2 separate regions of the Homo sapiens genome follow, and region 2 is linked to region 1. Evidence: chromatin loops called from intact Hi-C (ENCODE). Cell type or tissue: Caco-2. All regions are shown on one strand. Links, peaks and the distances in the headings refer to the core of each region. The heading gives the core; the rest is flanking DNA.

Region 1 (5,373 bases), core at 136-5,135:
TTTCAGGAGTGAGGCTGTGGCCTGAGTGCTGCCTGATCCTGCCCAGAACTGGCTGCACCTGCTGTTCTTTTGCTTCTGCCTTATCCCTTGGCTACCCTCATTCCCTGTTCTCCTGCCACACGTGGGCCTCTTTTCCTCATCTTTAAAGTGGGGATAATAATAGTGCCTACCTCACTGGATTGTCAGGAGATCGGCAATCAAATAGGTTGGCATATGTAATATACTTAAATTTGGTACACAAGACATGCCTAGTTATTACGACTACCTGTGCATTCTAAAATAGAAGAGAATCTTTATTCTTTACCTTTCAGCAATAAAGAATACGGAATCATTAATGCAAATGTATCCCTTACAATGTATCTCATAAAAATATAGACAGAACAGAATGTGATATGAATTTTAATTTATTCCATTTCCTAAACCCCAAACGTTCATGGTTTAGGAAAAACGGGCTGGTGTTGGAAGCATGCACAGCAGGACGAACCCAGCATTCTGCTCAAAGTGGCCGAGTCCCCACGTGCCAACCAGGGTCAAAAGGAATCTTAGGAACAATAACAGTAGAAACCATTAGTAGGTGTCACAACCGGCCAGGCGCTGTGGCTCACACCTGTAATCCCAGCACTTTGGGAGGCCGAGGCAGGCGAGTCACTTGAGGTCAGGAGTTCAAGACCAGCCTGGCCAACATAGCAAAACCCTGTCTCTACTCAAAATACAAAAATTTGCCAGGCGTGATGGCAGGTGCCTGTAATCCCAGCTACTCGGGTGGCTGAGGCACGAGAATTGCTTGAACCCGGGTGGCAGAGTTTGCAGTGAGACGAGATCTCTCCACTGCACTCCAGCCTGGGCAACAGAGTGAGAGTGAGTGAGACTCCATCTCGAAACAAACAAAAAGAATTTGTCACAACCTTGAGACACAAAACTTTATAGGTGAGGATACTCAAGTTCAGGAAGATTGAGGAACTCCCCCAGGATGAAACAGCTACAATGTGGTGAACTTGGACTTCTGCTGACCGGCATCCGGCCTCAGGCCCCTTGCTCTTCTCATTGCCGAGGACCGAGAGGCCAGGGGCAGCTGGGTCCAGGGAGATGCCACCTGCCCTCCTGTTGTAGCTGCCACTTGCTGTCTCTGCGCAGCTTGGGATGACGTCGCTGTGTCCAGGCCCCCAAGAGGGAGCGCAGGTGAGCTCAAGAGCTTCGAGAGGACCCTCCCAGGGCTCAGCGTCTCGATAGCTTCCTCTCAAGGCCTGAGTTAACACGGAGTAGGAGCTCAGAAATTATTTACTGGCTGATTAGACAGTTCTTGAGTTTATGTCTTAGTAGAGATGCAACGGGTCTCTACCAAGAGAATTTACAAAAAGAGTAGAGTCTGTAATGAGGGGTGGGGAGAAGCGTGGTGCTGGGGGCTGGGCTAGTTCACGGACTCATGGGTGACCCCACACTATAGCATGTCCTGTGAAAGAGGACCTCTCCATGAATTTCTCCCCTGTGGAAAGGCTGAGGCCCTGGGACGATTATGTCCAGGGAAGACAGCGAACGGGCACTGAGTGGCGGCCTCTGGGCTGCAGTCTCAGCGGGCGTGGGCGTGGCATGTGTCCAGGTCTCAGGCGGGCCATCTTGTAGCCCAGCAGAGTCCAAGGGTCAATGCTGTCTGCAGGACAGGGACCTCTGTCTCCCAGGGGCCTCTGCTGTGACCTGGCCGGGGGTCTCCTGCTCTCTCCTTCTCTTCTGATCTGTTTCAGCTCTGGATGGGTCACTGGGCCCTGGAGGGAGGGGGTGCCCCAGGTCTTGCTGCGTTCACCTTCATCTTGAAGCCCGAGAGAGCAGCACGCATTTGGAGCAGGACTGGTGTCCACATTCAGCCCCGTCTGTGGCCAGACAGGCGCCTCCCAACAAAGACAGACGGACAGTGTAACTCCAGCCACCAGGTGTGAACCCCCGAGTGGACTGACAAAGCCGCCTCCCAGCCCACGGGAGAGAGAGGCTCTGCACCTTGACCTGGTGAAGAATAAGGGGCCATAAACCATGGGATTCCTCTTGGAGTCCCTTGGGGAGGGAGCTTCTGGCAGAGACGATTCTTCCGGATAGGTTTGATGTATTCCAGTCTCACATTGCAGTAAGAATTGATTGCAGGGGAAGAAGATGGAACCACCTTCCCTAAAGGTCTTTAACGACAGAACTGGTTTCTACCTGTGTTGGGTCAGTTAATTGGGTCCTGCCTGAAGGGAAGAAAAGGAATCAGGGCATCGCCCAGGTTCCTCCTAGTCCTGTGCTTGTGTGACCTGAAATAAAGAGGGTTTTCTGCATCTAGAAAACTGAGTGGATGGGCTTAGCTGGGTCTCAGATGTAATCTGTTTGCATGTGTCGTGGGAGGTAATTTAAATTATCGAAAATACTTTGTATCTGATGTCTTTTAAACACCAATTTATGAGCACAGCAAGAACAAAATGCTTTAGGCCATCCAAAGCGGTACTAAAGACACAATACCACACTTATGTGTCAATGGAAAAACCAAACTCTGCAAAATACTTAAAGAGGTTTATTCTCAGCAAATATGAGTGACTGCAGCCCAGGGAAACACAGGCTTTAGAATCCTGACCCAGTGCTCCCAAGGCAGACAGTTTGTAACTGCCTCACACATTTCCAGGACGTGTGACCCCTACAGGCAAAGTCGCAGATTGACACATGGAGGTTATGCGTTGGCTTGGCCAAAAAGGCAGGAAGTCTTGAAGCAGGGATTTCCAGGTCCTAGGTGGATTCCGAGATTCTTAATTTTGAAATTGTTTGAAGGAGCAAGGCTTTGTCTAAAACTTGGGATCAACAGAAAGGAATGTCCAACTTTTGACTTTACTATGTGTTAGTTAAGATAAGAAAGTTTGCTAGCCTTGCCAGAGCAAGCCACAGTTCCCGGGGTCAGGGTGACCTCTTAGCAAGGTTGATGGTCTGCAGATGCACCTGTTGCCAGGCCCCTTAGGAAGGAATCTGGAGGGCAAAGGGTGGTCAAAGCTTAGTGCTCATTGTCATACTCCAGGACAAACCAGGGTACGTCCCCTGCAGAGGTGCCAGGAACAGTTCCAGGCATGCACCTCCAGGCACGCACCTCCAGGCACGGAGGAAGCGAGAAAAATACTGCCAGACGACCAATTGCTATGGTCATTTCTGGGGGAAAAAAAGTAGACGAGAGATGGATTTACCAAGCGAAATAGGAAGGCTTTGAGGGCAACATTGAGTTCTGTAGAGTCAGGAGGACCTCAGGCTCGTCACCAAACCCAGATCCCAGCACCTGGGGGACCTCTCTTTAATTTGGAAGAGGAAAATCCACTACTTTTCAAAGAAAGCACTGAGCTTTTATAATAAGTAAATTAATGAAACTCCTAATGCTGTAATTAATAACAGGAAGAATTAAAAGGATTAAATAAATTCGTTGTTGTTGGAGAGAAAGTACCCTTGAGGACAGCTGGGACTTTTAACTGTCTGCTGTCAGCTCTGGCACCACTGGATCACTCCCGAATGCGGTGTTTGTACCATGATTGTAAGATCCCAGCATCCGGAGCTGGGGTGACTGTGAGTGACTGCGGCGATAACTCTGAGCCCTGCAAAGAGGGGCTGGATCACTCCCGAATGCAGTGTTTGTACCGTGATTGTAAGATCCCGGCACCTGGAGCTGGGGGGACTGTGAGTGACCGCGGCGATAACTCTGAGGCCCTGCAAAGAGGGGCTGGCCACCAACTGCATGGAAACTGCATGCATCTGACAGGTCGATGCTCTTTTCAATGGGAAGAAATAGCCATTTGCAAGTTATTGGTTTTATGCCAAACACATGAATATCACACATCACTTGTGTTATTTCACAAAAGCCAAACTTAGGGAGTAAAAGTATCTTTTCTTAGCCTTATAAAATGCTGAAGAATGCCTCCTATTTGGCCCCTTCTCTGAATATTTATGATTCACTGAAGGTCTTTCCCCTAAGTGCCTTTTGAATCACATTTAATAAGTCTTCATTTATTTATTCATAGCAAACATTTATTGAATGGCAATATATCGATGCTGGGATATAGGTATTAATAAAGCATGGCCTCCACCCTCAGGGAGCTCAGAGTCAAATGGATGAATCACATGAGAGTGGTGAGGTTCTGTGCTGAGCCTGCCCGCACTGCCCCGCCTTGCCCCGGGCACACCCACTGAGGGCCACTGCTGCAAGTACCTGGGCTCCTTCCTGAGGGCTCCCTCCGGCTGCCAAGGTCCATCCAGCCTATGAGGCTGGTGGGGCAAAGGGAGTGGGGTTAGCACCCCTGGGAGCAGCCCACAGACTTGGTGGATGATTACCCAGCATCCAAGTCACCAGCAGGTCGGAGGGATGAAGATACACAGAAGCCAAACAGTGCCCCGATGGAAGCTGGAAACCTGCCATTTAAGGGATAGTCGACAGGAGGAACCATTCGTCAATTAGTTTTATTAAACCAGGAAAGAGTGGTGTTCCTGACACCAAGAACAGAGAGTTTCCAAAGTGGTCATTGTCCAGTGCTGGGGAGAGCTCAGGTAGGATGAAAATTCAACACAGACTTTTGACCGGGCACCAAGGAGCTTACGGTGACCTCAGACAGGCCAGCAGAGCAGCTCTTTGAAGGGATATGGAAGGAATCAGGGCTAGGAACGCGTGGTAACCCTCTGTCTACTAAAAATACAAAAATTAGCCAGGCATAGCGGTACATGCCTGTAATCCCAGCTACTCAGGAGGCCGAGGCAGGAGGATCACTTGAATCTGGAATGTGGAGGTTGCAGTGAGTGCAGGTTGCATCATTGCACTTTAGCCTGGGTGACAACAAAGTGAGACTGTCTCACAAAAAACAAAAAACAAAAAAACAAAAACATTGAGGGGAGGTTGGAGACAGGGCCCACTGGGGCCAGGGATGGGGTGAGGTGTCCTCTACGGAGCCCAAATGTGATATCTTGGGGCGCCACACAGCAGGTGCACATAGAGAAGAAGCATTTAGGTTCTTCCTCAGTGCAACATGATTCAGAGATCAGGAGGAAGAACGGAGATCCACAGGTGGTCAAGAACAAGCTCCATAAAGAAGAAAAGGAGCAGGGGCGGGAGCTCAAAGCTGGGGCAGACCCAGGGCTGAGACAGCAGGTGGGTCTCTGTGACCCCAGGAGATGAAACCTTGGATTCAAAGCCTTTGAGGACTTCTCAAAAACACCTGCCTTGAGTTCAACCTGCAGAGATCTTGGTGGTCTTTTAGAGAGCACTGCGGGGAGTTGCACAGCCAGGATTGGGAGTGCTGGGTCCACGCACGCGCGAGCACAGGCTTGGGATGGCTTTGAAGGTGATTTATGTAAAGTGCCTGCAATCAGTGGGCACACAGGAAGTTTCTG
Region 2 (5,373 bases), core at 304-5,303, 54 kb before region 1:
GGGGCCTCTAGTAACTGAGAGCAGTTCCCAGCAGGCAGCAGCAGGAAACAGGGGCCTCAATCCCACAAGCACAAGGACCTGGATGCTGCCAACAGCCAGTAAGCTTGAAGGTGACCTTGACCTTCGGATGAGCACCTGGCCCCAGCAGCACCTTGACTTCAGCCTTGTGAGGCCCCGATGAGAGGACCCAGCTGGTCACATGCAGACTCTTGACCCATGGAAACGAAGAGTGAGAAACGTGTGTGGTTTTAAGCACCTAAACCTGGGATCATTTGCTATACAGCAAAAAGAAACTAATACAGGCGCCGGGCGCGGTGACTCACGCCTGTAATCCCAGCACTTTGGGAGGCCAAGGCGGGCAGATCACCAGAGCTCAGAAGTTTGAGACTAGCCTGCGCAACATGGTGAACCCCGTTTGTACTAAAAATAGAAAAATTAGCTGGGCATGGTGGCGGGTGCCTGTAATCCCAGCTACTCCAGAGGCTGAGACAGGAGAATAGCTTGAACCCGGCAGGTGGAGGTTGCAGTGAGTCGAGATTGCGCCACTGCACTCCAGCCTGAGCGACAGAGCAAGACTCTGTCTCAAAAAAGAAGAAAGAAAGAAGGAAGGAGGGAAGGAAGGAAGGAAGAAAGGAAGGAAGGAAGGAAGGAAGGAAGGAAGGAAACTCCATCTCAAAAAGGAGAAAGAAAGAAAAAAGCAAGCAAGAAAGAAGGAACGAAAGTCCATCTCAAAAAGGAGAAAGAAAGAAAAAGAGAAAGAGAAAGGAAAGAGAGAGAAAGAAAGAAAAAGAAATTCCATCTCAAAAAGGAGAAAGAAAGAGAGAGAAAGGAAAGAAAGGGAGAAAGAAAGAAAGAAAGAGACTCCATCTCAAAAGAAAAAAAAAAGAGAGAAAGAAACAAAGACAGGTATCCTGTGGCACATGGTGTGGCCTTCTCTGCTAGAGAGAGGGCTAGAACTGTAATTCTCTGATGCTATGATGGCCTCTTGCACTGCTTTTGTGAATTCCTTTGGTGGAGGGACGTTCACGTTGCCACCGTTTTTTGCAAAGCCCCACCCTGACAGTCATCCCTGTTGCAGGTGTGAGCCCCCCAGGCTGTGGGGCACTGGGACACGTCTCTTGGTGTCTTCCATGCCCTCCCTGTTCACCCCAGCTGCTCCCCTGACACGTCAACTGTGTATCACGTTCCCTCTGCCTGTGGAGGCTGGACTCAGCTTCCTCCTCTTGGTGGGGCCTGCTGGGGGATGTGGGATGGTTTCTGGGCTTCCATTTTTCCCAGCAGGCACCCGTGCCTGCCTCTAAAGCCTTGCTCTCCCTCCTGGAGGTGCCACTGTGCATGGCCTCAGATGGAGGATCGTTCCAACAGCCACTCGCCCCTTACTGCTTCAGGTGAGCGGCTCTCCCTCACGCACCCCTTCTTCGGCACCTGATACGGGAGGGGACCATTTGGTGTGGAACGGGCAAAGTATGGTCTTCGACTACAAGGAATGTGAGGAGAGAGGCTCCTCTTTCTGTTCCCTGGGACAGCCAGTGCGTGGTGTTAGACCAAAGCGCACGGATGTTATTCTTGGACCAGGGACCCAAAGGAATGATTGCAGCTCAGACAGCCAGACTTGCCTGCAGCTCCGGCCCCTCCACCTCTCTTGGTAATTTTCGGAGCCATTTCTAATCCTGGCTTTCTGGCCTCCTTCAATTCTTTGAGCTCCTGTATCCTTTCAGTTAATTCCCTCTGACTCTTAGATAGCATGATTTGGCCGGGCGCAGTAGCTCACACCTGTAATCCCAGCACTTTGGGAGGCCAAGATGGGCAGATCACCTGAAGTCAGGAGTTTGAGACCAGCCTGGCCAACATGATGAAACCCCATCTCTACTAAAAATACAAAAATCAGCTGGCGTGGTGGCAGGCGCCTGTAGTCCCAGCTACTCGGGAGGTTGAGGCAGGAGAATCGTTTGAACCCCGGAGGCGGAGGTTGCAGTGAGCCAAGATTGCACCACTGCACTCCAGCCTGGGCGACAGAGTGAGACTCTGTCTCCATAAAAAAAAAAAAAAAAAGCAATAGCATGATTTGTTTCAGTTGCTTATAACTGGGACCCCTGATGGATTCAGCTCTCCAGTGATAATGTATAACAGCCACCGCCACGTGTGTCTCATAAACATCTGTAGCATCCCTTGTGCACATAACGACTTGGACATGGGTCAGTGCCGCAGACCTGAGCCACACTGCTGGGGCTCAAGCCCTGGGTTTGCATGTACCAGCTGTGAGGCATGGGAAAGCTAGAGGAGCCCGCGGCCCCTTGTCTGTGAAACAGGGACAATGACAGTCCTCGCCTCACTGGATGACGGTGGGATTGCATGAATTCCTATACACAATGCTCTCGAAACGGTGTCAGAGGAGTATTTGCTATTATTTCTTCCTATTCTGTTTGACTATGGAAAATGATATTTTATTATTTCTCCAACTAAATTTTAAGAGGTTCTTTATTTTCATTCCCTCCAGCGCACCAAGCCTGGGCGGGGAGTACATGGTTCCGCACAGGTATCGGGGTCTGTGGCCTTGGTACCTCCCCAGCCAGAAGATCACATGCACCCCCGGATCTCACAGCCTCTTCAGGAGCGAGCCCTGGACAGCACTGTCAACAAGACGGGTGCTCTGTGGTTTCCCTGTTTTCTGTCAGAGAATGTTCTGGTTTCTGATGACTCCAACCTGCATGCAGATTACATCCCAGCAGGGAGTTGACGGCAACTGGAATCGTGCCAGCTTCACTTCTTACTGTGACCCGACAACCCTTGGCCTGCCCTCTAACCCTCTCCACTCCAAGGTCGTCTCTCAGCCTCAGTGGAGCAATCATGGCTTCTCCTCACAGCACAGGGCAACTTGGACCCGGTCTTGCTGCTCTCCTATCTGATCTGGGAACGAGGACTGTTAATCTATTAAGACTACATTCAGGGGGCTGGGTGCAGTGGCTCACTCCTGTGATCCCAGCACTTTGGGAGGCCGAGGCGGGTGGATCACCTAAGGTCAGGAGTTCGAGACCAGCCTGGCCAACATGGTGAAACCCTGTCTCTACTAAAAATACAAAATGAGCTGGGCATGGTGGTGCGTGCCTGTAATCTCAGCTACTTGGGAGGCTGAGGCAGGAGAATCGCTTGAACCCATGAAGCGGAGGTTGCAGTGAGCCTAGATCGTGCCACTACACTCCAGCCTGGGTGACAGAGCGAGACTCTTGTCTCAAAAAAAAAAAAAAGAAAAGAAAAAACTTGGCAATGACAGCACCAGGGCCTTCTCTGACAGGAGCCTGGAAGGAGAGTGAATTACCCAAGAAATGCAGCAGAGGCCGGGGTAGAACAAGGGCACCCAGGCAGGAGCCAGGGTGACCCCATCCACTCTCATGTCACTGGGAGCTGGGACAGTGGTGGCGCTGTCTTCAAAGCAAGGTGAGCTGGATGGAGGCTGGGATCCTCAGGACTTCCAGCCTGGGCTGCTGGCCTCTGCACTGTCTGTATGAGCGTGGATTTCATGTTCTTCTCCTAGTTTGGTCACATTGTTTTGAGTCATGTCACTCTCACCTGAAACTACAGTTAATAATAAACTGACCTGTTCTCCACACCCGACCGGTAACTTAGACTGCGTGAAATGGATTGTGTTTTCTGATCTCTCCTGTCATACAACTCGTATGGGCTGCAGACAAACGTGAATACATTATTAACAAACCAGCAGACTGCGTAGGGGAGAGCACAGATGGCTGCATATGTTAAGAGCTGGAGGCATTAATTATGCAGCATCCTCATCTTCTGGGGCTCACTCACATAATGACAGTACAAGTGTTTTTTCCTGGTAAATTTACTGACATTCTGTAAGGAAAGTAAAGCTTCAATGAGGATTTCTTAAACTCGAACCAATTTAACAAAATAAATACAACAAGTGAGGATTTTCTTTAAGGTTCTATTAAATGTTTTAATAAGCTTCCTTTTGGAAGGGGCCAATTAAATTAATTAATTACACCATGACATTAAAAAAAAACCTAATAATAGTTCTGGCCAAGTAGAATTTTACTTTTTTTTTTTTTTTTGACACGGAGTCTCACTCTGTCACCCAAGCTGCAGTGCAATGGCACGGTCTCGGGTTCCAGAGATTCTCCTGCCTCAGCCTCCTGAGTAGTTGGGATTACAGGAACCCACCACCACGCCTGGCTAATTTTTGTATTTTTAATAGAGATGGGGTTTCGCCATGTTAGTCAGGCTGGTATCGAACTCCTGACCTCAGGTAATTGGCCTGCCTCAGCCTCCCAAAGTGCTGGGATTACAGGTGTGAGCCACCATGCCTGGCCTAGAATTTTACTTGGATAAAAATATAAAATGATCAAAGGGAAGTATCCTATTGAGTATATGGAAATATTAAAAGATTAAAAACAGAGGGATCATAAACCAAATAAATAAGTTTAAATGGCTAAGTTTGATGTACTTTATAAAGGAATAGAGAAGATACTGAAAAACATGGAAACTTCCTTTTTGTAGATTGTGTGGTGTACAATAACGATGGGTGAGGCATTGGCGAGTAACAATGTGAGTTCGTTTGTCTCTTCATCTGTCCCTTCTCACATCTTCTCACTCAGCCCTGCCAGGCTCATCCCCTGTCCTGTGTGTGCCAGGCACAGCCCTTGGCCGAGTAAGGACGATGCAGGCTGGTGAGGGAGCCCCACCGTGGCCCCTGATCTTACAAAGGAGCCTGCGGCAACCCCCTGAGTTAGACGCTGGGGAAAAGTGACGGAGCCTCCTACGTGTGGCAGAGGCTTGAGACCCAGCCAGGAAGCGCTGGGAAGCCAATCCCCAGGAGAGTGACATCGGAACCGAGTTCTTAAAGAATTCATTGGGTTAATTACAGGTTAATTAGGGGAAGAGGAGAGGGACTGGATTTGTGAATTATTTATGTTCCGTAAGGAAGAATGACAGGGAAAACGGTGGCAACAACTTACATCTCTACATACCTGTTTGTTATGAGCGCGGACTGTTGGGTTTTTCCCTATTAATAAAATAAAATCAGTAAATATTTCACTAGATGTTTTGTGATAGACTTGGATTAAATGAAAAGTTAATGGGTTCTGATTTGTGTAAAATTTACCAATAGCTTTAGACCCCAATCATGAACTGGGGCTAACCTGCCTCAAAAAGAACAAGGAAAAGGTGGCATGGTTTCTCTTTTGATTTAGAAATCTCTGAATTTTCTGATAATGTGTATTACTCCTCTAAAAACATCTTCCAATATTAAATTTTATTTAAAAGTTACATAATTTTTTTTTTTTGAGACAGAATCTCACTCTGTTGCCCAGACTGGAGTGCAGTGGCGTGATCTCGGCTCACTGCAACCTCTGCCTC

Evidence for each region. A loop is a pair of places that touch in the nucleus more often than their neighbours do. Peaks named below come from ENCODE experiments on the same cell type or tissue, not always from the same donor. Only the 100,000 strongest peaks of a DNase experiment are listed, where the experiment ranks them.
Region 2: it touches region 1 in a loop (2.5-fold over the local background); 2 of 110 quality-filtered maps call a loop at or near these places.

Annotation. Positions count from the first base shown.
Region 1 is chr13:112,614,447-112,619,819 of GRCh38, reverse strand. No RefSeq gene overlaps it. Among named protein-coding and RNA genes, the nearest start is that of TUBGCP3, 29 kb to the right of the region's middle. RefSeq lists an enhancer at 1,684-2,184. In Caco-2, for the core only: a CTCF peak has its summit at 2,638 (motif pointing left); a DNase peak (open chromatin) is centred at 2,658.
Region 2 is chr13:112,668,448-112,673,820 of GRCh38, reverse strand. The region is part of intron 1 of ATP11AUN (ATP11A upstream neighbor lncRNA); the gene reads right to left. Among named protein-coding and RNA genes, the nearest start is that of ATP11A, 19 kb to the left of the region's middle. RefSeq lists a silencer at 4,612-4,906. In Caco-2, for the core only: no CTCF peak of the experiment used is centred there; a DNase peak (open chromatin) is centred at 3,400.